Regions from separate parts of the Mus musculus genome. Here regions 2, 3 and 4 are each linked to region 1. The links are chromatin loops, found by intact Hi-C in ENCODE. Cell type or tissue: left cerebral cortex. All regions are shown on one strand. Region 1 holds the start of Rab5a (RAB5A, member RAS oncogene family). Region 2 overlaps Efhb (EF hand domain family, member B). Region 3 holds the start of Kcnh8 (potassium voltage-gated channel, subfamily H (eag-related), member 8). Region 4 holds the start of Kat2b (K(lysine) acetyltransferase 2B).

Region 1 (8,000 bases):
CTGTAATCTCAACATTCAGGAGGTAGAAGACCAATATTCAAGTCATCCATAACTACCTAGCTTCAGTTCCAAGCCAGCCTAGGTTGTATAAATCCTATCTTATTAATGTCCCACTCATATCTTACTCTCCCAAAAAAACCTATGAAATAAAGCTCTGCTAGGTTTGACACCCTGACTCAAAAAATAAAATAAGCCAACATGTATGGTAACTAAATCTGTAACCCCTATACTTGGTAGGCCAAGGAATGCCAAGAGTTCACAGTAAACATGGGCTATAGGGCAAGACCTTGTCTTAAAAGGAAAACTTTCCTATCTAAATAAAACAAGGTTTCAATTTTGTAGTTTGTTTTTCCTGGTATTAAATATTGTTTGAGCAAAAAAACCATGCTGGGCTGGATTACATCTGTAATTAGAATAATTAGGAGGTGGAGGCATGCCAGTGAGAAATTCACAGGAATTTCAGAATAGTTTATGGTACACTGTTTAAACAAAACACCAAAATAATGTATATTTTAAAGTTTGAGGTCTCCTAAAACTTTTTTTCTTCCCTGCATGATCAATTTAGTTATTCAAAATCACATTTAGAATATTAGTATGATTCAGTTAAATGATTAAAAAGAAAATAAGAATCTCACCCCCAATGGTACTCTCTTGAAATTCATGAAATTGGCCTTTCACAAAGCGAAGAACCAGGCTTGATTTGCCAACAGCAGACTCTCCTAGAAGGACCAGTTTGAACTGGCATATTTTATTTCCAGTATTTGGCCCGTTGGGTCTTGTTGCTCCTCGATTAGCCATGTCCAAATTTTAAAGAAGTCCCTAATTTCAGATTCCTAAATGAACTTCCAGGATGCAAGGCATTAATTTTGTTTTCTTTCTGGAGAAATTACCTGTGGAGACATAAATAATAACTAAGTAAATAAATCAAAACTAAGTAAATCAGTAGTCACTTTAGTAAGTTTACTCACTGTATTGTAATAACCAACTAACTATAGACAGCCAGTATCATTTAGTTTATTTTCAAGAGAAATAATGGCACACAATTTGAGCCTAAAATCACCTCAAGTTAAACTTCAAAAAGATTGTGAGAAATCTAAACGAAGAGAAAAAAAAATGCTTGGAAGAAGAGAAAGTAATGGAATATGTGAAAGCAGAAGGTAAGATAATCTACAGAAGAAAGGGTAAGAGAGGAAGACAAAGAACAGCAGTGGGGGCCATGCAAGGAAGAACAAAATTTAATGACACAAATGAAAATGTCACCCATTAGCCACCTCTCTCTATATAAACCAAGACAAAGGAAAAAAGGAAAGATGTAAGCTTTCAGTAGGGTGTGGTGGCAACAGCAGTGCCAAACTTGGGAAGGCTGAGGCAGGACTCAAAGCCATGGATAACAAGTTAAGACCTGATTCCAAAACTAAACAGCAACTAACCTTCAACAATTTGACTTTGGAGCTGGGGACTGAAGAGTGTTCGCCCAGCAAACAGCGAGCTCTAGGTCCAAAACGAACAAACAACTTGACGAGTTAGTATTCTACACACTTAATATAGTCAAGTCAATAGTATCAAGCGCCATTACAATTCTTATAAACAAGAAAACAGGTACTGAAAGGTTAAGTAACTTCACTGAGATCACACAGTGACAAAGCAATCTGAGATGTCAATCAAGCATTCAGATTCTAGGTACTGGAGAGATGGCACTTTAGTAGGAGTACTCCAACTCTAGGTGACTAGGACTCAATTTACAGGGTGATTCACAACCACCCATAACACCAGCTTCAGGTGATCTGACATCCTCCTCAGGACTTTTTGGGCCAAACATTCATAAGCACATACCCATAGACATATAAACTAAAACTAAAACCAAAATCTTGAAAGAAAGAACAACAGAAAGACAGACAGACAGAAAAGAAAAATTACGTTCTAATGTCATAATACTTAAAAGTTATTTTGAAGGAAATTATGCTAGTGAATGGAAAGATTGTAGAACAAGTCTAGGGTTTACTATCTGAAGACTTCCATTAAGTGATACATTTTTCATTTAATAGTAATTCCCAAGCACCAAATAATTTTTAACTCCCATGACCGTGTGCCTAGCTGATAATAATTTCTCTATTTGGTATAATTAGGAGTGACTTATTTACTTACAGTAATTTGGGGACAGTTTTGAGGCTAAGAATATATATATTATTTTCTGTTTTGCAATGTATTTGGAAAAAGCTGGTCTGAGTGACAGTCCTCTTCCCTCCTGTTTAGACAGGGTGTCACAAAGTAACATTGAATGGCTTCTTCAGTCCTGGTCTGCAAAGCATGTTTCAAGTCACCCAGAACTATATTGTGAGAGCCTGTCAAAAGTAATTAAGCAAAATTCCCAGACATCTAGTTTTGGTAGAACTGGGAACTATTTGAAACACCCTTTCAGCTTATTCACAAGTCAACCTTAATATTTTACTCCAACCTCTTATTAATGTATGGAGCCTAGATTGGGGGGGGGGGGGAGCCTGTAATCCCAGCACTCAGAGAACTGGAGGAAGGAGGGCTGTGAAGTCCTTCTAAGGCTAGCCCAGGCTACCAAAAAACTTTGTTTAAAAAAGGAGGAAGAGAAAGACCACTGGGTAAAGCACTTGAAATATAAGCTTAGATTTGGATTCTGGGAAGCACATATGGTGAAAAGGTGAGGACCAAGGTTGTCCCTTTGATCTCCATGAAAATGCTGTGAAATGCACATTCCTTCACACAGGAATACATACACATGCAAACATCACACGCATATACTAAATGTGGGTTATAAGCTTATCAAAAACAAAATATACTAAGGATTTTCTTCCTAAAAAAATCTTTGACCAAAAGCTACACTTAATTTATACTTAATTATAGAAATTTATATTTCCTATAAAATTTGAATTAATACATGGAACACTTGATAATGACAAATTCATTAACGAATATATCCATAAGATCTCCGTGCTATCTGTTTGTTGTTTTAAGACAACGGCTCTCTGTTTAGCCATGGCTGTCCCTGAACTCAGAGATCAATCAGTACATCTGCCTTTGCCTCCTGAGTTCTCTAATTAAAGGTATGCCACACCAAGCCCAGCTCCGTTTTTAAGATACCATCTTCTAGCCTAATCTAGTTACTAGCTTTGAAGAGTTCCTATCTTTACCAATAAATACCAACACATTTACAGATGAAATGTTTGAGCTGCTTCTAACCAACAGCACATAAATAAAACTACCATTTCATCCTGGCATGATGGAGCTTGTCTGTGGTCCTAGAACTTGAGAAGCTGAGACAGAAGCATGCCAGTCAGAAATATTTAGCAAGGCTTGTCTCAAAACAACAGACACAGTGGGCCAAGATTTTAATTCTAGCACTCCAGGGCCAGAAAAAGGTGGATGAATGGCTGTGTGTTCCAAGTTAGCCTGGCCTGCAAAGCATGTTTCAAGTCACCCAGAACTATACTGTGAGAGCTTGTCAAAAGTAATTAAGCAAAATTCCCATTTCTCCCCAATCCATAAAACAAACCAGATTCTGAAGTCTAGTCTCAGCTATGTCAATCTAAGTTTTAATTTTCAAATTTTCTATATTCATTATACCCTAACATTGCACAGCAACTGTTAAGAATTAAATAAGACAACATATCTAGTCTCTGATACAGTGCTTACTAAGTACACAGTGTTTGAAACTGGCAATTAAAATGGCCTCTTGGTGAATTAGTTAATTAATTAATGCTTGTAGATCAATAGACTTCATACAGACTGAAAAAGGCACCAACATACCTTCAGCTTAAATGTTTCTCAATTGTTCCTTACCTATAAAACAGTAAATGACTTATCCAGGACAAAACTTGTTCTGTATTCCTATGGTACTTCCAAAATCTCAGGGAAAACATCGATTCTCACAGAAAATACAAACAAAATTTTGTACTTAGTTTTTAAAAACTGTTTCCTGCCCCACATCCCGATCACATTTTTGAGGGACAGGGACTTGTCGCCTAGGCAAGCACAGGATAGGTTACGGATGGCCTGGACTCCTGATCCTACCTACCTCAGCTTCCAGAGTGCTGGGATGACAGGCGGGGTGCCTTCACAGTCAGTGTCTTTTAAAGTGCAAAGCTACTAAATCTTTTACTTCCAAAGACCTCAAACGGAAATAAGCCCAAGTATAAACCTACACAGGTTGAACATGGTATTAATGTTAAGTGCGAGGGCTGGGGGTGTTCAGTGAAGCTACTGCTCAGTGCACAGAGGTTCTGCACTTATAACTTGTACTTTTATTCCGTCAAAGAAAACTTTTGCATAATATGCATCTCCAATCTTTAAAATAGTTTTTTTATACAGTTAGGAAGTCTTTGATTAAAAAAATTGCACTGAGCCCTTAAATTGTGCCAGGCACTGTTGTGCTGCCTACTTTGTTCACAACCCCACGGGTTCAAATTTTACATTAAGAACGATTCTGGGCAGACCTCAATATTCTGGAAGATGTAACAGTTTTTTTTTTTTTAATTAGTTACGTGCAAGGCAACTGATTCAGAACTTTAAATCCATTTCGGCGAGGCAAAAACTAATATGCCAAGAGTGACAGTCAAAGCTTTAAACTTCTGGAGGCGTTAGGATGTTAACCTGCTCGCACCTTGGCCCGGGCTTCCCACCTCCCACGGAAGGGACCAGAGGATCCCACTACTCGCACAGCCCGGCCAAGCCGGTCAGAGGTAGGCGGAGCTCCCCAATCCCCACCTGCTGGAGGCCTGGGTTCCTGTCTGGAAGAAGCCGAGAAATCAAACCGGGGTGCCGGGGCCAGGAGCTCCGCTGGGCCTGGTGGGCGCGCTCCTGAGCCACCCCCGTCACCCCGGATGCGATCCGGCTCAGTAGCCGGGACAGAGCCCCAAAGACCGGGCTGGAGACCGCCAGGGCCCCAGGCTCTTCCCACGGCGCCATCTTGTGAAGGGAAGAGGGTGCCACCCGCCGCTCCCTCAGAGGATTCCCCACGTCCCAGGCCCCGAAGCTGCTAGAAGAATGAGTCACTAAGCGCTGAGGGCCCGCGGCGGCTTGGAGGCCCCAAGCCCGGCCCGGGACCACAGGGACCCGCCCCGACGGCGGCTTACCTGGGCCGCGTCTCCCGGCAGCGAGGCCACGCACGGCCCGGCCCGGCCCGGAGATCGGATGCGCCGCGGCTGCAGCGGCGGCGTCGCCTGCTCGCTCCTTCTTCTCACCCTGGCCGGCGCGGGACTCTGAGCGCCGCCCGCCGTGCCGCCGCCCCTGCCGGGCTGCGTCTCCGCCTCTCCGTTCCGCCTTCCTTTCTCCTCCTCCTCCAGAGTCGCCGCGCTCGAGTTCCGAGGACTTCTTCCTCGTCGTCGTCGTTCTCCTCCTCCTCCTCCCTCGGTCTCCTCCCCTCAGACCGCCCCGGCTCCTCACGAACCAAAACACAAACACTCGGGCTCCAGCGCAGGAACTGCTTCCGCCGGCTCCGCCACGTAGCCGCACGCAGCGAAGAACGCCGTGACGTCATTTCCGCCGCTGCCCCTCCCAGGAGGCCGGCAGCGGCTTCCTAAGGGGGCGGGGCCGAAGTCACGTGACATCCCCGGGTGCGCTAAGGGAGAATAGTTCGGCCCTCTCTAACGCCTCCTTGATCTGAACCGACATCTTTGGGCTCCGGCTGCAAGGCGAGGCAGGAGCGTCAGGAATGAAGAGGGGGGCGTGGGGTTGCGTCACGTGTCTTCTCCAATTCCCTGGGGCCAGACCTACTCACTTCCTTGCTCTGCCTTCCTCCTCCCCGGGGCTCCACCCTCAGTACCACCATTGTTATCTGGGTGGCGGCGCTCTAAGCCGGCGGGTTGGGAACCCGAGAGGCGTGGGCCAGACCTGCGTTTTATGGGTCTCATCGGAGCTGACAGGGTCCCCACTGCCATTGTCAGCCTGGGTTGTCTTCCCATTGCGGCGATTTTCGGTCTGATGGTTCACTCACAGGCCTCTCACACCACTTCAGCAGCTCAGTAAAGGGGTTTAGGCGAGCGAGGGCTCCTGTGGCTCTGGAAATGCCCTGCTTTTCCGAGAATGGGCGTGTCTGTGATCTCGGAGAGAATTAAGACCCTTAAATTCAAAAGCTGCCTTTAGACAGCAAACCTCAAAAGAATAACTTGCTTTTATTGAGAGTTTACCTGTGTGTGTGGTTTTTTGTTTTGTTTTGTTTGTTTTTTGAGTGAAAAGGAGGAAATCCTAATAATTAGCGTTTATTTGGAATTCCCCATTGAACTAAGTAGTAAACATTTTGGAGTGATCTCTCTCTCTCTCTCTCTCTCTCTCTCTCTCTCTCTCACACACACACACACACCCATTGATAAGCACAGTTGATAAGCACACAGAGTCCTGGCATGTTTGTGGAATGAATGAGGGAGGCAAATAATTTGGCCACGATCACAGGTTAGATATAGTCTAGCCTGCAGCCGGCTCCATAACACTAGTTCTTAAGATTCCAATGAACAGCAGCCCAAGATGTTTATGGCTGCCCACAGCACACCTATTTAAGACGTTCCCTTGATCCGCATAGGTCCAAATACTCCACTCCCCTAAATTCTGGCACTGGTTTCTATCAAAAGAGTCATTCCTTGTCTCTGTCAGAAAGGTTCTGTGGTGCCTATTAGCATACCAAAACACAAGGCTAGCCTTCTGATTTACTCAGTACCTGTGGCTCTTCTCACCCCACTTCCTACCCTAAACTTCTCCAAGTCATGAGCTTCCCTCTTCTAGTTTCTCATTCCCATGTAACCCTACTATTTGACTCTCTCTCTCTCTCTCTCTCTCTCTCTCTCTCTCTCTCTCTCTCTCCCTCCCTCTCCCTCTCCCTCTCTCCTTCCCGCTCCCCTCTCCTGTGGCCTCCTTTGCTCCTTTGTCTTCCTGTCTCACTACCCCATCCCACCCCATGGCCATGTCCAGTCTACACTTTTCTCTCCCAGCTCTGGATTTTTCCAGATGCCTCTGGCTGTACTTTCCCTCATACCTACAACAAAACCCTTCCTTCCCTTCAAACAAGCATGCCTTTGAGTAGTCGTGGCCTCAGTTTATACATCTGGCACTACAAACTTCCTTTATACACAAACCACACGGACATGAATGCTTTGATCAAATCCACCCTTCCAATTTCCTTTCCCCCAAATACTCTCATATTCCACCATGACTTTTCCTCCTTAACTTCAAGTACTCTTTCTTTAAAATCATTTTTAAATTTGATTTTATGTTTATGAATGTTTTCTTGAATATATGTCTCTATACCATATGGCTCTCAGAAGAGGATGTCCTGCCCTCTTAGGTAGTAGTATCCTTTATTTACCTGAAGTAATTGCTGTCTCTGCATACTGCCACAGTCGGCTAATCTAGGACTGGTCCTGGAAGTTTCTAGCCTCTGTACAATCTAATCTAGGCCTAGAATGCCTTCAAGCTCCGAGGTTCCAGCTCAAACTCCTCTTCAAGCTAATTCAACCTGGCTTCTCACTCGGCCTTTGACTTTTTGCTCTGCTTGGCCTCAAACTAATTCAGGCGGTATGTTCTAATCTTCTGGCTCCTCATTTTCTGGTGGGTTCTGTCTTACCTGTGTCTAGCTTGCTCTCTCTTCAGTCTTTCTCTCTAAAGCTTTCCCAGTACAACTGCCTCCTTTCTCTCCGCACTGCCCATCCCAAGTAGCTTCTCTTTCTTTTCATGAGAGTTGAGCATATCCTGTTCTGTCATATCTTTCTCTGATTTGTCACTTTGTCTGCCATTCAATTAGACATCGCTTTCAAACATGTGCGCTTCCTTCTACAAACTAATTTTATTCTCATTGTTTGGGATTAAAGGTATATACTAAGGGCATGTCTGTATTCTAGCCAGAGGGATTAAAGTAGTATATGCTAAGGGTGAACCGTACCACAACTAGAGACAGGTTTATCCAGTAAACAACAGAATCTCAGGGTTCACAGTATAATCAAATATTCTGCAACATGAGTAGAATACTGAGAACTGGAGTTAAC
Region 2 (8,000 bases), 77 kb after region 1:
GGCAGATGACTCTTCTGATGTGGTAATGGGAAGAAAGGGAAGTGAACCACATCCTTTGTAAGACTACAGACTCTTAACCCCTGAGACATCTCTACAATCTCTTGTGGTTTTTGTTTTAGTTGTCTTCAGACACACCAGAAAAGGGCATCAGATCACATTGCAGATGGTTGTGAGCCACCATGTGGTTGCTGGGAATTGAACTCAGGACCTTTGGAAGAACAGTCAGTGCTCTTAACAGTCAGTGCTCTTAACCACTGAGCCATCTCTCCAGTCAGCCCGTAGATTTTGTTATTTTTTAAAGGCAGAATTTCACTATATAGGGCAGTCTAGCTTTGATCTTGAACTAGCAGTAATCCTCCTGCCTTGGCCTCTCAAGTGTTGGGATTATAGTCAAACCCTACCACGCCCAGCTACTTTTTATTTCTTGCTTAAACATTCTTTTTAGATTTGTTTTATGTGTAAGTGTTTTGCCTGCCTGTGTGCATGTGCATCATGTACTTGCCTGGTGACCTTGAGGTCACCGTGGAACTGAAGTTACAGATGGTTGGTTATAAGGTTCCATGTAGGTTCCATGGTATTGAACCTGGATCCTCTGAACAATAAAAGTATTGTCAACTGCTGAACATCTCTCCAGCATCCTCTTTCTTGCTTCAATTATTTTAGCTTTGGCTACTTTTTAAATTTCTCTGAGCTGGCTTGTAGAGGTGAAGTGTGTCAGCATCTATTCAGAGATTTATCATTGGTAATCGGAACCATGTCCCTTGCTCTGATCTAAGACATGGACGGAGCTCTGCAAAGCTTCCCTGTCCCTTAGAGGTTCTGTTGTTGCTATACTGCAGTCAGTGCTCAGATCTACAGCATTTGACTGAGAGCAGGTTTGGCCTGGACAGCATTAGTGATACACAGCCTTTGTGATCAGCTGCCACAGGACCCAAGGGAGGGAGTTTCTTTTTGTTTCTTTGCTCAGGCTTTTTTTTTTTTTTTTAACAGATTTATTTATTTATTATATGTAAGTACACTGTAGCTGTCTTCAGACACTCCAGAAGAGGGAGTCAGATCTCGTTACGGATGGTTGTGAGCCACCATGTGGTTGCTGGGATTTGAACTTCGGACCTTCGGAAGAGCAGTCGGGTGCTCTTACCCACTGAGCCATCTCACCAGCCCCTTTGCTCAGGCTTTTAATATTATCACATCAGTTTATATTAACCATTTAGCTACCAGACGGGTAGAAGAGGTCCAAGGCCACATGGTTCTGCCCAACCTGTGTTCAAAATAACTATCAGTGAACCATTTTTATTGTTTAATGTAGTTTTCAGAACTAGTGTGGTGCCGTGTGCCTGTGACCTTAGCACTTGGGAGGCAGAAGTAGGAAGATAGCTGTAAGTTTGAGACCGGTCTGATAGGATGGTGATTCCTGGCCAGTCAGGGATTCGTGGGAAACCTGTCACAACAAACACAAAAGCAAATCAAAGCCTAGCCGGGTGAAATACACTTACATCCCTACTATTTGGGATGTAAGATACATAGTGAGTTTAAGGCTAGCCTGGGCTAACTGAGACCCTAGCTTCAAACAAACAAAACCAAACAAAAATTTAGCCTTCAATTTTCTCTGGAGTGAGCAGATTCTTTTGTGGTTTGTACAAGTCTATCTTCAGTTTTGCCTAATTTCTTTATGTGGTTCGGATTTCCTAAACCTCCTTCACTCTGAAATTTAGCTTCTTTCCAGGTATTTTAAAAGCAATATAGGTCATTTTCTGAATATCATTCCTCAAAAGCTTTCTGTTTCTAATGTCTCGGGAACAGGTTTGTTTTCCCTTGCTTTTCTAAATGATTGCTTTTTTTCCCCCTCCTAAATGTACAGTTTTATCATCTAAGGTTAGGAGGCCCTAGAGACTGAGTTTGGAGGTTACAGGTTGTATGGTAAATAACAATGTTGCTTTGGCTTCCATTTTTAACACCTGGTTGCTGGGATTAACTTTGAGAAAACTTACTGACATTTTAAAATTTCCCCTCTAGAATGTCTCTCCTCTAAAAGTAATGATGCTGCTATTTCTACTTTTATTCATTGGTGTCTTAGTCAGGGTCTCTATTCCTGCACAAACATCATGACCAAGAAGCAAGTTGGGGAGGAAAGGGTTTATTCGGCTTACACTTCCATACCTCTGTTCATCACCAAAGGAAGTCAGGACTGGAACTCAAGCAGGTCAGAAAGCAGGAGCTGATGCAAAAGCCATGGAGGGATGTTCATTACTGGCTTGCTCAGTCTCTTATAGAACTCAAGACAAACCAGCCCAGAGATGGCACCACCCACAAGGGACCTTTCCCCCTTGATCACTAATTGAGAAAATGCCTTACAGTTGGATCTCATGGAGGCACTTCCCCAACTGAAGCTCTTTCTCTGTGATAACTCCAGCTCGTGTCAAGTTTACACAAAACCAGCCAGTACACTTGGATTGGCCTGTCATTCTGTAAGGCTAAAACTACCCCCCCTCTCCCATTTTGCCTTTCTTGGTGAGTGGACCCTTTCTGTACGGGACACCTTCCTCTTCAGTCATGGAGAATGCTATGGATCATTTTCTCACTTGCCAATATCTCACCAAACACAGTTGTTTCCACCCTCTCAGAAATAGAGGGGCAACATTTTTTTCTTTTCTTTCCCTTTTTGATGTTTTTCATTATAATTTTGTTGTCTTTATGTGTGCGCATGTGTATATGGTTCAGTGGACAACTCTGGGTAGTTGCCTCTCATTTTCTCATGTGGGTCCTAGGGATAGAACTGTGGTCAGGCCTGGAGACAAGCACCTTTACCTGATGGCTCACACATCTCTCTGACCTTTTTATTTTTTAAATTTAAATTAATTTAATTTAAGACATATTCTCACTTTGTAGCCCAGGCTGGCCCCCAAACATGTGACAACCCTCTTGACTCTGATCCTCAAGTGCTAGGAATATAAATATGAGCCACATTTCTTGGTACAACACATGGTAATAGAAAGTAGAGGATTGTTTTCAAACCAAGCAGTTCCTTTATTTTTTATATTATCATCATCATTATTATTATTTGCATTGCAATTCCTTTTTTCATCTCCTGAGTTCATGTACTCTTACATCTGGTCTCTTGTTTTGTTTTTTGAGTCAGAGATGCATTTTGTGGTCCATGCTGGATCCTCCTGCCAGGGCTCCTCAGTATGCTCCATAAGGCCCAATTTATTCACTTATTCCTGGTATTTGATCCTTCCTTCTTTCCTCTCTTCCCTCCCTCCCTCCCTCCCTCCCTCCCTCCCTCCCTCCCTCCCTCCCTCCCTCCCTCCCTCCCTCCCTCCCTCTCTTCTTCCCTCTCTTCTCTCATCCTTCGTTCCTTCTCTCTCCCCTCCCTTTCTCCTCTCCTTTCCTTCCCCTCCCCTCTTTCCCTTCCTCCTTTCTCCCCCTTTTCTTTGAGACAAGGCCTGCCTTTGCTGTCCAGACTTAACCCTAGACTCACAGTACTCCTGCTTTAGTCTCACAGGCCTTTGCCACCTGGAACAATGCTTTCAATGGAGTTCTTTGGGGGCAGGCAGTGGGAGGGTGGTGGGAGATAGTTGAGCAGCCAAGGTTGCCACTGCACATCATGGTCCTCCTGCTTCCTCTTCCTCTGCCATCAGTAGAGTTCTTGAGGATTTTATTATCTAGATTTTAGGGCACATATTTAAGGTGGTGGCTGGTTGGTTCATAGAGGCTCTGATTTTTTGGGTGTGTGTGTGTTTCCCTCCCTCCCTCCTTCTCCCTCCTTTCTTTTTCTTGTTTTATAGTTTTGTTTTTGAGTCAAGGTTTGTTGTTATTTATTCCAGTCTGTTTTAGAATTTGCCCTCCTCTTCCCCATCCCTGTCCCCGCCCCCCCCCCCCAGCCGCCTAGTGCTGGGATTATAGGTCTGTACCACCATGCCCTCATTTTTGTATGCCACATTTTGACTCACGGCTGGATTTCACAGAGGAAAGTACAGTTAAGACCACCTTTCAGTTTTATGGCCAACGACTTTTCAAACCGTGCAGTTTTCTGCCTTTAAAGGTGTCTGTCTGTCTGCCTGTCTTCTTGTCTCTCTTTTACCGGGCTGTCTGGGTAGAGGCTCTGTACCTTTCAAGGCAAGGCAGCCCCCCATATTGTAGATCCGTGGGGTACAGTTCCTTGGAGCTCTCATTTACAACCCCTGCGTGCATTACCCAGCATTCTTCTCTGGCTGTGAAAACATCACAGCGCCCTCAAGTGGTGTCTGTGGAATAGCTAGCGCGTTGAAGGGAAGTCTGAAGTGACTGACTCACAAAGTCACTCTGCTATTTCAATTCTACCTCACATTTGTCTCACCCTTTGGCAGTGGGCTTGGTCTCAGGTGCTAACTGCACCACATGCTTCCGCTGAGCCACCCACAGCCCTGGGCTTTTCTGTGCTCACTAATTTGTAGGAAGTTACTAAGAGAAGCAGAGAGGTGGGGTGGAGGCGGGGCAGCTCACAGTATGTTCTTATCTCTTCTCTGGATGGGCCATACTCTGCCTTCCTAATCCGAGTAAATGTGGGATTATCTTTTTAACTTTTTCATACTGCAGTTGGAAAGATAGTTTGGTGGTGTTGCTCACGAAGAGGACCCAGGATTCCCAGCATCCACATGGTGGCTCACAATCATCTGGAACTTCAGTTCTGGGGGATCTGATGCCTCTTTTGTTTTCTGACAGCACCAGCCACACATCTGATGTCCAGACACATACATAGACACAAAACCAAACCAAACAAACCAACTAAACAAACAAAAACCAGTGACAACCTCCTCCGCAAAACTACAAAGCTCCCCAAACCCCAAAACCCATAAAAACAAATCTAAAAAATAGTTTCTTTTAACACTTACTCTGTGTGTGTGTGCTCACAATGTGTGTCACAGTACGTCCGTGGAGATCAGAGGACAACATACAGCAGCCAAGTCTCTCTCTCCAGCATGTCATTAGGCTTGGTGGCAAGTACCTTTACTGAGCCATCTCCCCAGCTCATGTGTGGAATTTTGATTCCAACTGTGTCTTTCATCTTCACCTAGGGCTCAGTCTTAGGGAAATCGGTGTAGTTCAAGCTAACTGGAGGTTAAGCTTGAGTTAAAGAGAGAACAGAGGAGTCAGTTGAGCGGTGGAGCACGTATCTAGCTTTCATGAGGTTCTGGGTTCTACTGTGGCATTGAAAGAAAAAAAAAGAGAGAGTTCTCTAGTTTTGGTTCTCAGACTGGAAAGATTTCTGTGGTAGAAAGTAAATGGAGCAGCAGAAAGAGATGTGAGGCCATATTGGGGTCACATCTGACATTGGCCTGAGCTTGCTGTTCCACAGTGGAGTATTGGCTCTGGGAACGTGCTTCGTGAGTGCTCATTTCCACCGATAGGAAGACGCTACAAAGGAAATCCATCCTTAAAAACCATTGCATTTATTATTACCATTATCACTATTATTGCTGTTATTAGAGTGTGTGTGCGTGTATGGGGTTGAACATGTCATGGCGTGCATGTGAAGGTCAGAGGATAATTTGAGGGAGTCAGTTTATTCTACCATGTGGCTCCCAGGGCTCTAATGTAGGTTGTCAGGCTTGGTGGCAAGTGGCCAGTGCCTTTACCTACTGAAGCAAATAATCCAGCTTGTTACAGAGCACCAGGCACCAAGAACTGACATCTTCCTGTGCTTTCTTGTCTCCTCCTTTGGGTTTTTCTTAAAGGTAAAAAACCAGACTGTGAAAACGTTACTGATACTAGCATGGGAGAAGCTGAACCAAGTCTCCTGATAAATCCTGAAGACATTGTCCCCAAAGAACCAGGAAGTTCAGAAGAGACTCTCCGGACAATCCAGAGACCAGGTGACAAAGTTTCTCACCAGTATAAGACAACGTCTTCTGAGATCAACGCTGTGGTTGGAGCTGTCCCCTCCATGTGTAAGCATGCCTCATCCCTTGTCCAGTTAATCGATTTGCACATCTGGAAGGGCAGTGTTCCTAGTGTGCTCTTGCAGCGTCCCTAGTTGCTCTCTGCATCTGACTCTAGAGTTTCTCAAGGCCTTATGTTTAACTGTGTATTGTAAGCACCCCGAGGTCTCACGGGTAAGTTTGACCGACCTCTTGACGATGGCCCAAGTTCAAAAGCAATTCTATATTAATAAAACTGAGACAGTCATGGATGAGAATGTTGAATGCTTTCCTAAGCTCAACTTGGATGTCTGTGTTCAAGTATTATTCTCTGGCCTTCAGCCCACCATTTCCTTGGAACCAAGGTGAATACTGCTGTGTTTGGCTACACTCTTCTTTTTATGCAGTGTTTGGATTTTATGCAAGCACATTGTTAGGCTAGCTACATTTCAAGGGGTCTGTGGCCAAGTGTGGCTCATGGCTGCTGTTCTACAGCTGGGTTTCAGGATGTCTTTGTCTCCCTCATTGATGACCTAGGTCACCCCATATTCGGTGTTCCAACCATTCGATCTGACATCTCTGCTCCCCGGATTCGTCGAGTCAGTGACATGAATAACTACGGTGACGAAGGCAATGCTTACTCTCTGCTGCACCCCTCCATCTTCTCCCAGAAAGGTGTATTTGAGAGAGACTTCTTCAAGACAAGGTCAAAGGAAGAGGTACAGAGATCACCTCCAACCTTGGACTTGGCAATGATCACTATTATTTTTGTGACCACGGTTGTTGCTGTTGTCTTTTAATTTTGTTTTTTCGAGATGGCATCCACTGCTTACCCCGCTCTGGCCTGGTACTCACTGTGCAGCCCAGCCCACACTGGCCTACAGGGCTTGGTGGCTTTTCTGTCTCGGCTTCCCAAAGCATTGGGATTGCAGACATGAACAGACATACTTGACTAGTGTCGTATTGACTTGTTTTATTTTGAGACTGAGCTTTGCTAGGTAGCCCGGGCTGAATTTGAAGTCACGATCCTCTTGATTCCTCCTACTGAGTTCAGAGATTACATATTGCTTCTAATCTGATGCACAACATTTATCATCATCATCATTTTTATCATCATCTTGTGTAGTCCAGGCCAGCCTCTGAATCAGCTGCATGGCTGAGGCTGGTTTTGAACTTCTGATCCTCTCACCTCCACCTCCTGAGTGTAGGTATGTGCCTGGCACTTGTGGTGCTGGAGATCAAATCCAGGGTTTGTGCATGATAGGCAAGAGCTTTTTGAGGTAAGCCCCAGCCCTAGCCCCAGCCCCAGGCCATGACTATCAGTTTTGACTTTTCAGAATATAGGATTCTTATCTTTTTAAATTTTTAGATTTATTTAATTATTTTATGTATGTGAGTACATGATAGCTGTCTTCAGACACACCAGAAGAGGGCATCAGATCCCATTACATATGGTTGTGAGCCACCATGTGGTTACTGGGAATTAAACTCAGGACCTCTGGAAGAGCAGTCAGTGCTCTTAACCACTGAGCCATCTCTCTAGCCCGAATATAGGATTCTTGATGAATGATACTTAGTTTGGTTGTAATGTGCTTCAAAGTTTTTTTTCTTTTTCTTCCCTCAGTATATTATATAATTCTTTCCCCCTTCAAACAGGGTCTCACTATGTAGGCCAAGTAGGCCTTCAACTCAAGAGCATCTTTCTGCCTCTGCCTCCCAAGTGATGACAAGCACAGATGACGATGTCCACCTGCTTTTCTTCACTTACATTTACTGAATTTTTATTTTGGGAGTTACATTTTAAAAAATATAATTTATTTATGTGTGTGTGCACATGTGCCTATGTATTTCATGTATGCCTGAGTATGTGTGGATGTCAGAGGACACCTTGAGGGAGTTGGTTCTCTCCTTCTATTATGTGGGATTAGAGAATCAAATTAAGGTCTTGGCAGCCAGCACCTTCGTACCTTTGTTTGTATTTAAAAATAAAAATAAATAAGAATGAGAAAAGGTCTCACTCTACAGTACAGGCTTATCTCAAACTCACTATGTAGCCCAGGCTGGCTTTGAACTTCAACATTCCTGCTTTAGCCTCCCAAG
Region 3 (8,000 bases), 880 kb after region 1:
TTTATGACAATATTAATATAGTTAAAGCCAGTATTTATTCAGACAGGTTAACAACACACTAAACACAGTCAGTGAAAATAGCTATGTTAATATGAGCTATATGTTGGGTATGATGATAGTCATATATGCCTGTGTGTTTTAAATGAGAAGCATTTATCCACGAAATGAATCTAATAAATTATTGTAATTAATTTTTTCTCCATAAATGGGATATATGTATTCAACAGCTGAAGGGTTTTTGGTCTCCGTCTCATTATATTTCATTTAAATAATCTAGAAGATGTTTCAATAAGTATACTTTAGTTATAATTTTGTCTAAGCAGTATTTGCTTCCAAACAGGTTTATAAATTACATATATGAAAATGAGGGGGAAGAAGAAAAAGTGCAGTGCAGATAAGTAGAGCAGCAATGGGTGATATCTATCTTCTTTTCTGTTGTTCTGGCATACTATACATTTATAGGATTATGCTGTAGATGTCTAGATGGTAGCACATTTATTTTTTCACTGGGGAGACCTTTAGCTGATACCCTGAGTTTTTCTAATTGTTTTAATTTTGGTAGTAAATCAGTAGGGGTAACAATAATAAAAATATCTGTGTATTGTTTAGGTTAGAAAGGGAAAGTTTGTCAGGACATTTTTCTCTCCTTTATTTTTATTAGAATTGTTCAAAATAAGAATAACCTCTGCCTACCCCCTCATCCTCCAGAGTTCCCAGGGACAAAACCATCGACCAAAGAGTACACCTGACAGGACCCATGGCTCCAGCTGCATATGTAACAGAGTATGGCCTTATCTGGCATCAATGGGAGGAAAGGTCCTTGGTACTCTGAAGGCTCTATGTCCCAGTGTAGGGGAATGCTAGGGCTGTGAGGTGGGAGTGGGTGGGTGGATGGAGGAGCACCCTCATAGAAGCAGGGGAAGAGGTGAGGGAATAGGAGGGTTGTGGAGGGGAAACCTGGGAAGGGAATAATATTTGAAATGTAAATAAATAAAATATCCAATAAAAATAATTAAACCTACACGAGAATCCCCAAAACATGTCCCAGAAATGAGGTAGAAATGAAGAGTTAACTCAGTGTACACAGAATAAAACAGCAATATAAAATTTCAGTACATTTTTTATTGCAGAGGTGGCAATTAAAATATTGATACTTTAAAACTTGCATATATCCTTGTCTTTTGAAAGAAAATAAATTATTTTTATGAATGTATCAAGAGAAAGTAGAATGCTCGTTGTAAAAAGTTTCAAGGTTAGAACTACTTGAAAAAAAATTGTATCAAGAAGACAACGTCATAATAAGATCAACTAAACCAGAGTGATATTTTCACAATTCTACATTTAGCAAATTCTATGACTGAGAATTTACTTAAATTTCATATTATTTAAGTTATTCTGCAACTAAATTAAAAATTAAATGAGAGACTAGCAATCTTTTTGTAACAGAGTTTCTTGGGAAAAGAAATAGTCATTAAATGTTGTAAACAAAATCTTGCCACTGTCAATGTTTATGTCACTCACTACTTGGGATACTGTGGTTTCGTGCACTCTCCATCTCTCCAGAATTCCTCAAGACCATGGGAGCACAGATCAGGTATGGTCACCAAATAGATAGATGGATAGATAGATAGATAGATATAGATAGATAGATAGATAGATAGATAGATAATATTGGTATATGATGAGCTTCTAAAGTAAGGATTGAAAATTTTCTAAGCTTATGTTCTTTAACAAGAATGTGTAGACTAGTGTGATTCACACACACACACACACACACACACACACACACACACACACCTCCATTTCTCTACATGTACACTTCTGTTTATCATGACAGTCAGAAAAAGTCCAAATTCTCATACTACAGTCTATTTGATTAGCAACTGAAATCCACATGTCATTCTGAGGTAGTTCCCAGGGTTCTGTTTGCATGATTCAGTATACACAATCCTCCATTCAACTTTAAATGACAATGACATAAGCCAATCAGTATTTTCTATTCCCTCACCTTCAAGACATACACTCAGGACCAATGCTTAGATCACCTTGGTTTGGAATATTCAACTTTAAGAACCATCAACTGCACAGAACCCCTCTTCAGAGATTCCAGTTATAGCAGCTAGAGACAGTGATGCGGATGTTGGCAGTATATCACCACCTTTAGAGCAGTTAGAATCAGTAGTGTTGATTATGAAGGTGGTGTCAGTGGACGGGATTTGAACCAGTGCCAGAATAATTTTCTTATTGTCATCTAATAAAACACAATACGAAAAGGTAAAGACTGGATACCTCTAAGGAGTATTTAAAAAAAAACACACACACACAGCTACAAAAAAGGAAAAAAAAGTGAGCAAGCCTTGATGAGGCTAAATTTTAAAAACAAAATCCAAACAAAATCAAAGAGTACTTCACCTTTCTAGCATGTAAAACTTGCCCAACTCTTCCAAAAGATTAAAATCTTGTATCCCACCCTTTCAGAAGGGTCTGCGCGTCCAGACAGTCTGTGTGGAAGTGGAAGGAGATGTTAAATCTCCCACGGGCTCCAAGAGATGCACGGCCACAATATAAAATAGAAACACCCTGAACTGCTGAGAAAGCTTTTAGAATGAATGAGTCTATATGAGTCTTATGAAACAGACAGGAAAGGGGCCACGAGCACACAGAAACTTCCTATAATGAAGATGTAGGTATCCTGGTGGGACCTACTGCCAGCATTTCTTAAGGACAGGGCTATAACCAATTACAAGATTCCCAGGCTCCAGCACAAGAAGCCTGGAGGAGAGGACCTGACCGTGGTCCTGAAAGATCCCGGGCTTTTTCCAGAAGGACAAAAAACACCTTATCTGCACTCAGAATTTTTTTTTCCCAGTCCAACACAAGAAGTCGGATATTCAATACTATTTCACTTCAAAAGACTCTGAAACTTTCCCTGTGGTCGAATTAGTCTTCACAATGTTCAACTCCTCCTTCTTCAATAGTCTTTCCTCAAGTGTTGCGGTAATTTCAGAGTTAAGAGGGGAGATTCTGAGAGACTTCCAGCACTCAGAAAAGTCTATGGACAGCTCACACCTGGCCTCCATGAATCTACGCAGGATTTCTTAAATTCGAATGAAAAGTCATAGGAGTCTGGAAAACCTCCAAACTCTAACCCGGGCAGCGTCAGAACTCTAGAAAAATAAAGTGCACAGCATCTCACCCTGCACCAAGCTACTCAAGGTACAGCACAGCACAGGTCCCACCGCGAGTTGTTGATCATTTTCAGACCTGTGTTTCTGTGTTCCAGACCTAGGCAATCAAGTGATCCACCTAAACCAATACCAAGTGCTTTTATGATTTGTGTGTGTGTGTTGGGGGAATCTTGTTTTATTTTGTTTCCTTTCTCCACTAAAAGATACCCTGGCTACCCTGACATGAAGGCAAATTATTGCGCGGATGGAAACAGAGGAGAGGGAGCAAAAGTCGAAGAGAAACCCATCCTAGGGAAACGGGCAACTCCGGCAAGCCCTACTTACGTGTTCCGTCGAAACGGGTGGCAATAGTGTCCAGGAAGGTGTTCTGTGGCGCCAGTAATCCTTTCATAACCGGCATTTTTCCAGCGCTGTGTGAAATTCCCCATCAAAGTTTGTCCACAAGGATGGCTCTGTAGGAAAGTGCCAAGCTGGAAGAAGCCACCAGGAGCGTGATGACGGCAGGGGCGGGGGGCCAGGCGTGCAGAGGATGGGGCCGGGCAAAAAAAGGGGGTGGCAGCAGAAGGAGCTACTCCCTGGCCGCTGCACTGTGACCAGAGCAGCCCGTGATCATAGCTCTGAACCCGCCTCGTTCCAGGCGTCCTCCGCCGTTCCCTCCTCCTTCTGCACAGACACCCCTAGGGTCTCTCCGTAGAGCCTTCGAGAGCTCACGGTGGCCCGGGGCGCCGCGCCCTGACCCGCGCTCTAGGGTCGTGGAGGACGGCGCCCCATCTGGGGAGACTGCGGCGCTAAGCCTCGAGTACCCCCAGGGACGCTGAGGAACAGAGAAACGCGAGCCAGAGCAACACCCGCCCCCCAGGAACCGGGAACAAAGACCCCTTTGTTCCAGCTCTGTCCCTCTCCCGGGAGACCAGAGTCCCGTGGGTGTGGTGTCGTGGAGAGGAGGAGACAGGTCACTGCAGGTAACCCGCCTCCGCCTAGAACTTGGGAGGGGGAGGCACCCCAGCGTGGTGTCCTAGGTAGCAAAGGCAGCCTGGGGCTCCGGAGGGAGGTGCCCCCCTTCCGGTGCACCTGCCATTCCCAGCTCCAAGTCAGCTGAATGCCTGCCACTCTGATTACCAGGGTCTCTCCAGGTGTGAGGTTTTGTAAACTCTCCTTCCTCAGCTCTGAAAGGAAATTCAGGTACACTCCCTCGCCAAATTCACTTTGCTGTCCCCCCAACCACCAAAACTAAAAGGGAAAAACCCCTCTTAAATGGGTAATGCTTTCCCACTCTCCCATGAAGTGTGCATAGAGTGTTTCTAGAAAGTTTGCTTATTTTTATTGATTTATAAAATACGTGGAACTAACAGAGGGGAGTTAGGTTTTTTTTTTTTTTTGGTTTTGCTTTTTCGTGTAAAAACAGTTTCAAAGTGATCCCCTCTCCACCGCGGCAAGGGTCCCCCCAACCCCACCCTCAGCCCCTCGACTGGTTGGGTGCTAGGAACTGCCGGTTTTTCAGAAAAACTAAAAGCGGTCTCCCTGCCCCTTTCCCTAGGGCTCAGGAGGGGACTCCCTCTCCACCTACATTCTCCGAAAGAAATCCACCCAAACCTAGGGTGCATCCCTGCGGGAGGGCAAAGGGACCTGCGGAGCCCTGGTTCCACTGAAGCCCTAGCAAGGAAGAAAGGGAAAGTTAAGAGACCAGGAGAGAACAAACAGAAGCCCAGGTGCTGCTGCACCCGGAAAAGAAGGAGGGAAACGCGAACAGGTGTCTGCGGTGCTGCAGCAACCGCTGGGATCCCTCCTCCAGGATCCGGGCGTGGCAGCAGGTGCAAGCAGCCCCAAAACATCTGGCGGAGGCTCTTTGCTCCAATCCCTGGGGATCCTGGAGTGATGAGGGACTCTAGGGGTTTCCTCGCTGCGGCTCTGGGTTCCGCGAGGGCGGGGTGGAAAGGGAAAGGAGGAGGCTCATTGTCCCCGCCCCGGTCCCCTTTATTCGTGATGCACTTCCTGCTGCCGAGGATTCCCTTTGTGTTGAGATTCCAGATCCGCCCACACACGCAGGAGCGGGAGGGCCGGGGATTCCGGGTGGGTGGCCACCCTCCAAGGCTCAGGCTGTGTATCTCTTTTCCTTCCGGTTACAGTTGCTGATTAGCGGTGCCCCTCTCCGTCACCACCTCTGCATGGAGCTAGTTTTTCCTTGCAGGGAAACCTAGCTGCTTGGTTGCCCTCCCACCCCCTCCCCATACAGCTGAGCTCCGCTGGCTCCCTCTTGGGCGGAGCCAGGAGAGAGAAATGGGGGAGTCCCTGCTCTGCTTCTGTTTGGGCGGTTCCTGGCGCCCAAGAAAACCCAGACCGCTTCTGCCAATGGAAGAGTGAGAAGTGGCTTGAAGCTAAGCATGAAATTTATGTGTAAGCCACTATAAGTGTGCCTGAGCGTAAAAACATCAACTACTTTTTCCTCTTTAGTCTGGCCTGGCTTGCTAGAAAGAAACTATACGAGGCTTAGTAATGGAAACCCAAAAGCCAATTTGGGTTCAGTGGCAAAAGAAGTCAGTCAAGTACCATCCCATAATGTAGTCTTTCCTCCAGTATCCAAAACAAGTCAAGGCTAGAACTAGGCACAACATCCCTGCCCTTAACTCACCTTCGATCCCAGCCTCCCACCAAACTGAACTTGGTAAGTGGACCACAGTGCCTCTTGTTTCCTTTTTCTGCCCGGATGTCTTTCTCAGGAATGCATCTTTCATCTTGGGTCTTGAGTTCTAGGATCTCTAATCTCAGCTCAAACACTCACTGATATTCCTGTTAAGTGTTTGTAGCACTAGAGGCCAAACTACCCTATCAAGACTTAATCACCACAGGAGTCTAAGCACGCTGAATCCTCTTGTATTTTGTCACCTTCGAATCAAAGGCAGAAATGTGTCCTGATAGGCAATGGTTCTAAACTTTATCTTTTCCTTAAAGGAAAATTCTTTGCTGGTGGACCAAAAGAACACCAATTCACGTTATTGCACATCCTTCTCCACTGCAGGAATTCAGCTTTCTCTGTGACCTAGACAATACTACAGCACAGCCCCACAACACACACAACCTCAAGCTCTTATGGAAAGATCATAGTTCCCTACACCAAATTCCCTGAATTCAAACACAAAGAATATCTTGCAATATCTTGCAAGCTGCGTTTGTCTGCAGGGATACAGCTTTCCTTAGTCATTGTCAAGGCTAACTAAACTTCTTGGAGATATAGCTGCCATAGTTCTCCCACCCATTCAGTTCACCTAGATAGATGAGGGTAAAATGGTCTGGTCTGTTGTAGGTTACATGTCTCCCAAAGAGAAGTCACACATTGTTCCTTTTCTTGTTATATTTTGGTTGGGTCCCGAGCCCATGTGGTGATGCCCTCACATTAAAAGTAGATCCTCCCTCTCTTCTCAGTTAATGGTCTGGAAATACCCTCAGAGGCAAGCCAAATCCAGTCAAGTTGAAAATAAAGACTAACTACTGCATACTCCTAATTCAAAGTTGCATTGGGAAATTCAATAAATATTACTGACTCTTGCATCAAATGGCTCTTCACACACTTATAAAAGAGTGAGTTTGGAGCCAATCCTCTTACAATTTCCTATCTCTCATTTCAAGCAGCTATAAACAATGATTGACTTGCACAAAGATTTATAGCATGAACAGTGAATAGCCCTCATACCCCATTCGAATCCTGGAAAACAAACCGTGTATAGTAACTATGTGGCATTTTATATTGAAAATACATTTTAGGTCACTCAGGCTCAAGAAAAAAGAGAGAGTTAAAGATCAGCTAGAGATTTCTAACATGGCCATGGAAAATTCTCGGTTTTAGATCACAGGAGGAAACTGGACTTTGATCACTGGGCAGCCAGTTTTTAAAAGGCACATTTGTATTCAACTGAGTGTTTCAAAGGAAAACTAGGAGACACTTACAGCCCTGTGATCCACTGTCATGAACTTCCTCAATAGCCAGGGTGGTAAAATTATGTTGTGGTAGCAAATAAAGACCCACTCAAGCTTAGTCAACTAACTAATACAATTATTCAACAACCCAGGGTAAGGGAAAGTCACCACCTTCTAGTTGCATATCCTTAAACAAAGGCTTCCATTGCCATCCTCAAACAAAAAAACAATCTGGAAGATAACACACCTGCTTTCTGTTTCTATCACACAGTTACATGTGTGACTTGTTTGAAGAGCTCATTGATCATAAATCTCTGAGGGAGAGGGAAAGAGAGAAATTTGGTTGTCCCCTTGGTTAGCTTAAGAAATGCCACTAGCGAGTCGTGTGTGTTTGTGTGTGTGTGTGTGTGTGTGTGTGTGTGTGTGTGTGTGTGTGTGTGTGTGTGTTAGGGCAGTTCTAGATTAACCAATATGGGGTGAGTCATCCTGAATGTGAATGTCACTGTCCTAATGTGCTGGCATCCAAGACTGAACAAAACTGGAAAAAGGAGCAAGCCTCCAGAATCATCAGCTTTGGGCTAGATGTGAATCTGCTGATGAAACAACTACCTACTTATAATTTTGCAATAAGTCAGTGAGTTAATTGTGAAAAGCAAACATAGTACTCAGTGAAGTACTATAATTACTCAATAAATGTTGAAGAGTATGACTTGGACCTATTTGTAAATACCTTCATTTTTAAAAGTTAGCTAATGAACCTGAGGCACTTGTTGGGTAGTGAGTTCTTGGATGTACAAGAATATCTAATAGCATTCTCAATTCTTGAACAATTCCCATAGGAGTTCAGTCACAGAACCAAGTCACCTTCCAAGCCACAATGCTGAGCCTACTTAAAGAATG
Region 4 (8,000 bases), 86 kb before region 1:
AAAAAAAAAAAAAAGCAAAAAAAAAAAAAAAGATTGTGGTAGTGGTCTTAATCTCTAACCAGTAGGATTAACAATCAAATTTGATTATTGTGGTAACGATTAAATTTGCAGGAAGGAGGCACTTGGGTAATTAATTCCTAATGAAAATGTTGGGTAGGGAAATAAAGAGAAGATATCTGGGAACAAATTTTGCATCTCTTTTGGCTTTGTTTGGGTTTGGGGTGTGTGTGTGTGTGTGTGTGTGTGTGTGTGTGTGTGTATGTGTGTGTGTGTGTGTGTGTGTGTGCACGTGAGATCAATACTAAACTCTGAGAGAGCCTTGTGATAAGCTCCCTCCCCGGGGTTTGGCTTTGTTTGGGTTTGGGGTGTGTGTGTGTGTGTGTGTGTGTGTGTGCGCGCACGTGAGATCAACACTAAACTCCGAGAGAGCCTTGTGATAAGCTCCCTCCCCGGGGTAGGGAATGAGTTTTCAGGAGGGAAGACCTTTCAGATCCCAGAGAAAAACGTGTGAGACCTGAGGTGGAAAGAGAACTGTTCCACAAAGCCCTGAGACAGACGTCAGCCAGGGAAGACACATAAAATAGACTCAGGAAAGGGGAAACAAAAGGATGGGAAGTCACCAAGGTCAAGACTATGCTTCCCTTATCGCTCTGGCAGTGTCACACAAGCCAAGTGGCTCTGATGCAACCTTTACCACCAACAGTTCAAAGAGCTCTAGGCTGGATCCTGTAAGACAAGTTTGTCACACACAGAGTCTTCCCTCTTTCTTCGGTTTCATAAAGTCTAAATGTCAGATCTCTGTTTTCTTTCAGTGGTCCCCAGGAAACTAAGACTTCCCAGATCTGTCTTTTTCCATCTTCCTTGATGTCCTCCCACTGGCTCAAGAGTCATTGGCAAAGGTAGTGTCAGCTGTCTTTTGTGACTTGCTCAACTTAAGTACAAAGACAAGCTGAGAAAAAAGAAAAAAAAAAAAAAAAAGCCACAGATTATGTGAGAAACCTCATCAAATCCAATCAGCCGGGCTTAAAGAAAATAATCTGACCACTCATATGCACTCGAACACACGTGCACATAATAAAATGTCTTTTTTTTTTTAATCTAAGATAACATCCCTCCCAGGTTTGGAGTCCAGTATTCCCAAACACCCACTAGGCCACACTCACCCCTCCCCCACTCCAGCAGGCCCCAAGCAAAGGAGGGCAGGCTCTGGTTGGCCCAGCTCCAAGTTTTCAAAACTGCTTTCAGTTTCTCTTTACAGCAAGAAACCCTACCCCACCCAACTCCAACGGGCCAAAAGTTCTAAATCAGTATGACACTTCCTCCGTCTACTGGATCTACAGCTACTGAGTTCTCCAAGTCCCGTGCCCTACATCCCAAAAAGGCTCCACTGGAGTCCACTGTCACTGCGTTACTGCCTTTACCTTAGAATCTGAACACATACTCCAACAACTCCACAAAGACAGACCCCAGTGCCATAAACCTGGTACCTGGCTTAATGCCTAGCCCCAGTTAGAAATCCTCATAACATTAGCTAAATAAATCAGCAAATAAGACGGCACACTTTCAGGCTGGTGAGATGACTCAAGGAGCACACAGAAGAGATGAACACTCTCTGACACTCGCAGACAAACACCACACACACTAAACTTCATTTCAGAGTCTCTCAAAAGCAGGAAGAAAGAATAACAGGTTTTTCTTTCCTAGGAGATTGTCAGAAAATATGACCAAAAAAAAAAAAATTCTCAAGTTATACACTTGAAGTTTCAAATAATTGAATAATAATGAATAATTCAAAGTATTTGGGAAGGCCAGGGGAGGAGCATGGTGGTAGAACTGTAATCCTAGGCAGATAGGAGTTCAAGACCATCCTGGACTTCATAGGAAGACCTAGAGAAAGTTAAAAAGAATGCATGTGTACAACCACTGGAAAGTTTTCAGACAGGAGGCAGTATGGAGATGGGTATTGGTGATGGGGACTCAGGCTAATACTGAAAACTAAGTCAGGACTACATAGCTGGCTTTCTGAATGAGACTAGAGCAGCTGCAAAGGCCAAGCCTATTTATTAAGTCCTTGAACTTGCTCTGGGTTCTGTTGGCCACTCTCTCCCCGGCATGCTACACCAGAGGTCCTGTCTAAGGTGGATGGTAGGTCGGACTGGTAGGACTGTAAAACTAAGGAAGTCAATAGCTTTTGGAGTAGAGCCCCTCGCCTTTCCCATTTCTTAGAAACATACTTCCAATTTTTTTTTTTTGCACGCCTTAGTCTATACCACGTGACGTTAGTATTTCCCAGCTCCTCTGCAGAATTCAAAAGTAGTAATATACTTGCTTCGTGGAAAGTATTCTCAGTTGCCACTCACATCTCCTGGGGGGCTTTGTTGGAAATGTAACTCCTCAGACCCCACCCCAGACCTCCTGATTTTTGCTTTTAGCGATTCCAAAGCATATTTGTGTGCATAAGGCACCGCACTGGAGCCCTCTCAGGAAGGCACAGCAGGTGCTGTGACTGCATCGATAAACAGGAGGTGACCACAAGGAATGGGCAGGGCATGCTTGAGACCCCAAGGTCCTTAAAGCTCCAGAAAACACGACAACCAGAATGTCCCGGAAGGGAAGTCATCTACCAGGTTTATCCATCCTGGCTGTACAGTGGGGAGTAGGAATGAGAACCTGGATGCTGCGGATGCGACTCCTTTTACAGTAGTAAGCTGGAGCAGCAAGCAACACGGGAGGTGTGAGTGAGTGAGTGCCTGGTCCCAACCACAGGCCGCCCGGGCTGACAAGGCCAAGTCCCCGCCCACTTCTGCTGTCACCCAGTCAAAACAAAGCCGCAGTCTACAGTGCAGAGTCGCTCTCCCCTGCAGCCTGGAGATGCTGAGCCCCCTACAAGTGCTCTACAGCTGGATGCCCTGGGTGCCTAAAGTCCCCAAAGAGGGAGAATGGCAAGAAAGCTGTCTTCAAACTGAGCAGACGCGCTCGCCGCCTGGGCTGTCACCCTGCCAGACCCTGTTTACACCCTAAGCGGCCAGGATCCCGCTTTCGCTAAATAAATAATAACAATAATGACAGGGTTGTCGCCGCACGGCCGAGGCCGCCAGGCGCCAAAGGACAGGGGCTTGGGGCAGTGCCCACCTCCCACCCCGCGCTCCGCCCCTTCGCTCCCGTAGAGCGCCAGGATTCCAGGACACTTCTGGGTGCTCCACAACCCAGCTCCTCCTAGCGGGGCTCAGTGGGGAGGGCGAGCGCGGGGAGACACACGCTAAGATGCCCCCAACCCCAAAAAAGCTGCTTCCCAACCCCGACAGATCTGCCACACCAAGCACAGTTACACTCCCTGTGAAAGGACTCCCGCGAGCTCCTACAGAGCAGAAAAAGCCCCAGTGCCGAGCGCTCCGAAGCCAAGACTCATCCTTCCCAGAAGAGGGACACCGGCAGATCTAGAAGACCCCCTACCCCTGTCCCAGTGAGATGCTGTGCAAGCCGCAGCGGCAGAGCGCGCGCACAGAACGCAGCACTTCCGCGGTGCCGGCGGGAAGCTGGGAGTGGGTGGGGGAGGGGAGGGGGGGTCCGAGCCCGCCCGTGACCCCGCGATTGTGCTCATCCCAGCGGGTACCTTGCAGGCGGAGTACACGCCGAGTTTCTCCAGCTTCTTCGCCCGCGGAGCAGAGCGCAACTGCGCCTTCTTCACGGCGATCCGGGCCGAGCCGCCTCCTCCCGGTCCCTCGGCCGTGCCCGCCGCGGCCACCGCGGTCGCTGGCCCGCAGGAAGCAGAGCTCCCGGCAGCGGTGGCCAGGGTCCGGGGGGAACCGTGCGGGGGCGCGGGAGGCAGTGCTGGGGACCCGGCCCCGCCAGCCTCGGCCATGCCGCCCCGACTGTCACCCGCAGCTGCCAGGGTCCCCGCGGGCGCTGGTGGCGGAGCCGAGACCCTCCCCCCCCCCCGGCCGCCGCCCTGCGCCCTCCCCGCCCCCGCCGCACTCGGCCGCCAGCGATCGCAGGCCCCCGCGCCTCCCCAGGCGGCTAGGACGCTAGCGGGCCCGAGCGCCTTGGCCGCGCTCTGCTCCCCTGGGCCTCCGGCATGCTGCTGCGAGCGTAGCCGCCCGCCGGGAGCGCCAGGGCCCGTAGGTGACCGGCGACCCGCGAGACCGGGCCGCTGCAGCCCAGGCACCTGCCGCCCTGCGCTGCTGGCGTCCCTGGGCCTGACACCCTCCCGCGCCGAGACCCAACTTCCTCCACCCTAGCGGGAGCCAGAGGAAAAAAAAATGTTTTCCAGAAGTACCCGTCAGCGGCCAATCCTCCTCTTTGTTGCTAATTCACCAAAATCATGGCGTGAAGGGTTCCTTTTTTTTTTTTTTTTTTTTTTGACTTTGAGTTAAACTTTTTTTTTTTAAACAATTCTTCCCCATCGTCTTCTCCTGGTAGTTTCTGAACCGAATATGACCAGAGAGGGAGGGAGATGACTCAATGGTGTGTGTGTGTGGTGTGTGTGTGTGTGTGTGTGTGTGTGTGTGTGTGTGTATCACATAATACTTGTTCGTTTGAGAACATTACATGTCGGCGAAATGAAAACTAAACGCATGGAAAAAGTTTGAAATTAGTCCGCCTACGGGGTTCACTCGAGGTTGGCTACTTTCAGCTGCTAGTGTGTCTATTGTTTTCAAGTTAACCAGAAAGACAGCGTCCAGGAAAGTGATTCCGATTTTGACTTAAACTTCAAAATCAAAACTATTGTCCCTGGCTCTGATGGTAGGAAGAGATTGTTTCATTTTTTCACATGGGTCAACCTTCCTAAAGCGATTTGAATAGCCCTGCATTGCCGGTCAGCACCGTTGGCAAGTGCCCTAATTCTGCGGAGCAAGCATAGTCACAATGTGGGACAATGGTCGTAATGAATTTGTGATTGGTTGTCTAGCAAGCTTGGTAGCTCCTGCTGAACTCCAGCCATATGGGATGGGCTTTCCCTTGCAAATACTCTTACCAGTCATGCTTAAAGTTGCATTTTATGTCTCAAGATGTGTTTCGCCAGATTCTGTGTCCTTTTAACGCAGAGTAATGCAATGCCAAGAGAGAAAGAAGTCTCTTCTCAAAGGAGTGACACCTGCTGTGAAACTGCAGCCTTACTAGGCTACATCTAACTGAAGTCCTTACCTAGGCTTGACCTTAGCCTAGTGTGGAAGCTCAATAGAGTAAGACTCTTGCCTCAAAAATTAATTAAATTAATTAAAAAACAGGCCAGGAGCGGTGGTCTTCACCTTTGACCCCAGAACTGCAGAAGCAGAGACTGGCCAGGCTCTGTGAGTTTGAGGAATTCTGGTCTACTGTTAGGAGTTCCAGGTCAGCTAGGGCTACACAGTGAAACCTTGTATATAAAGAAACAAGGAAAAAAAAAAAAAAAGAACTCAGCATGTCTTTAATCCTGGCATTTGGGAGGCAGAGGCAAGTGGATTTCTGAGTTCGAGGTCAGCCTGGTCTACAAAGTGAGTTGCAGGACAGCCAGGGCTACACAGAGAAATCCTGTCTGGGGAAAAAAAAAAAAAAAAAAAAAAAAAAAAGCTCAGGGGTTTTTTGTTTTGTTTTGTTGGGGGTGGGAGGGCTCAAGACAGGGTTTCTCTGTGTAGCCCTGGCTGTCCTGCAACTCACTTTGTAGACCAGGCTGGCCTCGAACTCAGAAATCCTCCTGCCTCTGCCTCCCGAAAAAGCTCAGGTTTTACATCACTGTCCTCTGGTTGTTTGTTCTTCAAGTTTCTACAATAATGTCATTAAAACATTACTTACTGGGGAAATCCAGGTTCTCTTATATGTTCTTAGTGTCCTTTATCTAAGAATTTTTAAGTGGATTCAGAAGGAAGATTGAGGCCCATTGTATTATAGTGAACTGTAAATTCTGGCAGCTGCCCAAAGGTAAACAGAAGGAAGAGAAAAACTGGCTCATTTTTAGAGTGCAGAAAGTAAGCCTGTTCTGCACTTGGAGCCTAGGTGGGGTGTAAGTAGCTGTACAAAAGGGTGGTTTGGAGATGTATATAACCTTCAGAGAAAAGTGGAGAATGCCCCGAGGGCCAGGGGTGGTATGCTTATGCTCTTGGCCAGAAACCAAAGAAGGGATAGAACTGGTGTGAAAACAAAGATACACCTTTTGAGTTAAGAGGTCAAAAAGGCAGACAATCTCGAAAAACCAAAAAAAAAAAAAAAAAAAAAAAAAAAGAGGCAGACAAGAGTTCGAGGCCAGCCTGGTCTACAAAGTGAGTTGCAGGACAGCCAGGGGTATACAGAGAAACCCTGTCTTGGAAAAAAAAGGCAGACAAGCTTAGCAGTCCAGATCTGTAAGTGGCTGCACAGCGAGAGGGGCTTATGGGTAAATGTAAGAACATTATCTCATTTAAGAGACTGAAAAATGTTCCCATCTCCTTAATGTGTTTGTGGGCATATCAGTTTCCCTAAAAACTGGTTACCTGGCCAGATGATATTTATTGCCTTTCGAGACAGGGTTTCACTGTGTAGCCCTGGCTGTCCTGGAATTCACTCTGTAGACCAGGCTGGCCAGGAACTCACATATATCTTCCTGCTTCTGCCCTCTGAGAGCTTGGATTATTGAAAGCATGCACACCTAATGGTGATTTGTGGTGATTTGACAGGGCCAGTTGGAAGAGGACAGTAATTTGTAACCTTTTTTTTTAGTTTTTCTTTGTGTAGCCCTGGCCGTCCTGGAACTCACTCTGTAGACCAGGCTGGCCTCGAACTCAGAAGTCTGCCTGCCTCTACCCCCCAAGTGCTGGGATTAAAGGCATGTGCCACCACTGCCCGGCCAAATCTAAGTTCTTTAATTCTCTCTCTTTGTCTCAAAAACAAACAAACAAACAAAAAGTCGAATAGTACATTAAATGTAATCTTTTAAGAAAAAAAAAATCTATGGCCAGGCATGGTGTCGAAAGCCTTTAATCTCAGGACTCGGGAGGCAGAGGCAGGCAGATTTCTGAGTTTGAGGCCAGCCTGGTCTACAAAATGAGTTCCAGGACAGCCAGGGCTATACAGAGAAACCCTGTCTCGAAAAACAAAAATAAATAAATAAATAAATATAAAAATAAGCATGTAAAATACCCAGACTTGATGCTAGAGTCTGTTGTGCCAGGGAAATATTAGTGATCCCAAAAAAGACAGACAGGAGTTGATCTGATGTAACTCACAGCAGGGTCTTTATTCTATTTGAGCAAGCTCCCCTGCCCCCAACACATCACCTTCAAGCAAGACAGTTATAGTGGTGGGGAAGCCTCAACTGTCTATGTGGCAAGGCTTTACAGTAAGCAACAAGCAGGGATTCATGTGCAAGCACCTAATTAGAAAGCTGCTGTGCCCTTTAACATAATTGGCTGGTTCTGGGAGTCCTATCATAAACTTAACTTCTGCTCCCCTCTGCACTGGTGGTCGTTAGGTAAGGGGTGGGCTTGTGACCTGGGGGTGCAGGTTTGTTGGGGGAATAATCTGGAGACACTGGTCTTGTTGAGGGGTGTAACCTGGAAACTCTGGTCTTGTTGGGTATTTAGCCTAGAGACTGCAGCTAGGCTCAGGTTTTGTCGTGGGGGGCAACTGGGAAACTAATGCTAAGTACCAGCCTGTTAACTTACCCTGAGTTCAAACTTAGGTCAGGTTCCCTGAAATGGAGTCACAATTTAAAAGCTTGGGCATCTCAGTCCGCAGTTCAGAACACTCATTGCTTTTGCTGAGAACCCAGGTTCAATTCCCACCACCCACATAGCAGTTCACAACCACCCTAACTCCAGTTCCAAGGGATCCACTCCTTCTGACCTTAACGGGTACCATGTATGCATATGGCATACATTACATGCAAGTAAAACATGCACACCCATAAAATCAATAAGCCTAAAACAATTCTTATTAAATAGCCCAGCTTTAGGAAGAGGAAACCGCCCTTTCTAAAATAGGCCTCATCAAAGCCTGCGACTCCCACCCTCCACTCTTTCTTAGTTTCTCAAGTTCTAAGGAGGGGC

The links. A loop is a pair of places that touch in the nucleus more often than their neighbours do. Peaks named below come from ENCODE experiments on the same cell type or tissue, not always from the same donor. Only the 100,000 strongest peaks of a DNase experiment are listed, where the experiment ranks them.
Region 2: it touches region 1 in a loop (2.1-fold over the local background); 3 of 42 quality-filtered maps call a loop at or near these places.
Region 3: it touches region 1 in a loop (6-fold over the local background); 2 of 42 quality-filtered maps call a loop at or near these places.
Region 4: a loop joins it to region 1, with 3 times the contacts of the local background. A loop is called at or near these places in 8 of 42 quality-filtered maps.

Annotation. Positions count from the first base shown.
Region 1 is chr17:53,476,711-53,484,710 of GRCm38, reverse strand. It overlaps Rab5a (RAB5A, member RAS oncogene family), which reads right to left and starts at 5,477. Exons shown (of 6, transcript NM_025887.4): 1 at 5,103-5,477; 2 at 636-890. The coding sequence starts at 798. In left cerebral cortex, CTCF peaks have their summits at 4,752 and 5,815; DNase peaks (open chromatin) are centred at 4,776, 5,001, 5,573 and 6,492; H3K4me3 peaks cover 2,896 bases; H3K27ac peaks cover 1,744 bases.
Region 2 is chr17:53,399,365-53,407,364 of GRCm38, reverse strand. It overlaps Efhb (EF hand domain family, member B), which reads left to right. Exons shown (of 13, transcript NM_172497.3): 11 at 5,718-5,930; 12 at 6,438-6,619. Among named protein-coding and RNA genes, the nearest start is that of Efhb, 60 kb to the left of the region's middle. In left cerebral cortex, a CTCF peak has its summit at 4,235 (motif pointing left); a DNase peak (open chromatin) is centred at 4,256.
Region 3 is chr17:52,598,393-52,606,392 of GRCm38, reverse strand. It overlaps Kcnh8 (potassium voltage-gated channel, subfamily H (eag-related), member 8), which reads right to left and starts at 3,684. Exons shown (of 16, transcript NM_001031811.2): 1 at 3,513-3,684. The coding sequence starts at 3,588. It overlaps Gm27217 (predicted gene 27217), which reads left to right and starts at 3,733. Exons shown (of 2, transcript NR_155517.1): 1 at 3,733-4,150. In left cerebral cortex, a CTCF peak has its summit at 3,729; DNase peaks (open chromatin) are centred at 3,604, 4,098 and 5,206; H3K4me3 peaks cover 2,269 bases.
Region 4 is chr17:53,563,192-53,571,191 of GRCm38, reverse strand. It overlaps Kat2b (K(lysine) acetyltransferase 2B), which reads right to left and starts at 4,221. Exons shown (of 18, transcript NM_020005.4): 1 at 3,614-4,221. The coding sequence starts at 3,862. In left cerebral cortex, CTCF peaks have their summits at 3,227 and 4,223; DNase peaks (open chromatin) are centred at 3,227, 3,680, 4,198, 4,763 and 2 more places; H3K4me3 peaks cover 2,644 bases; H3K27ac peaks cover 2,579 bases.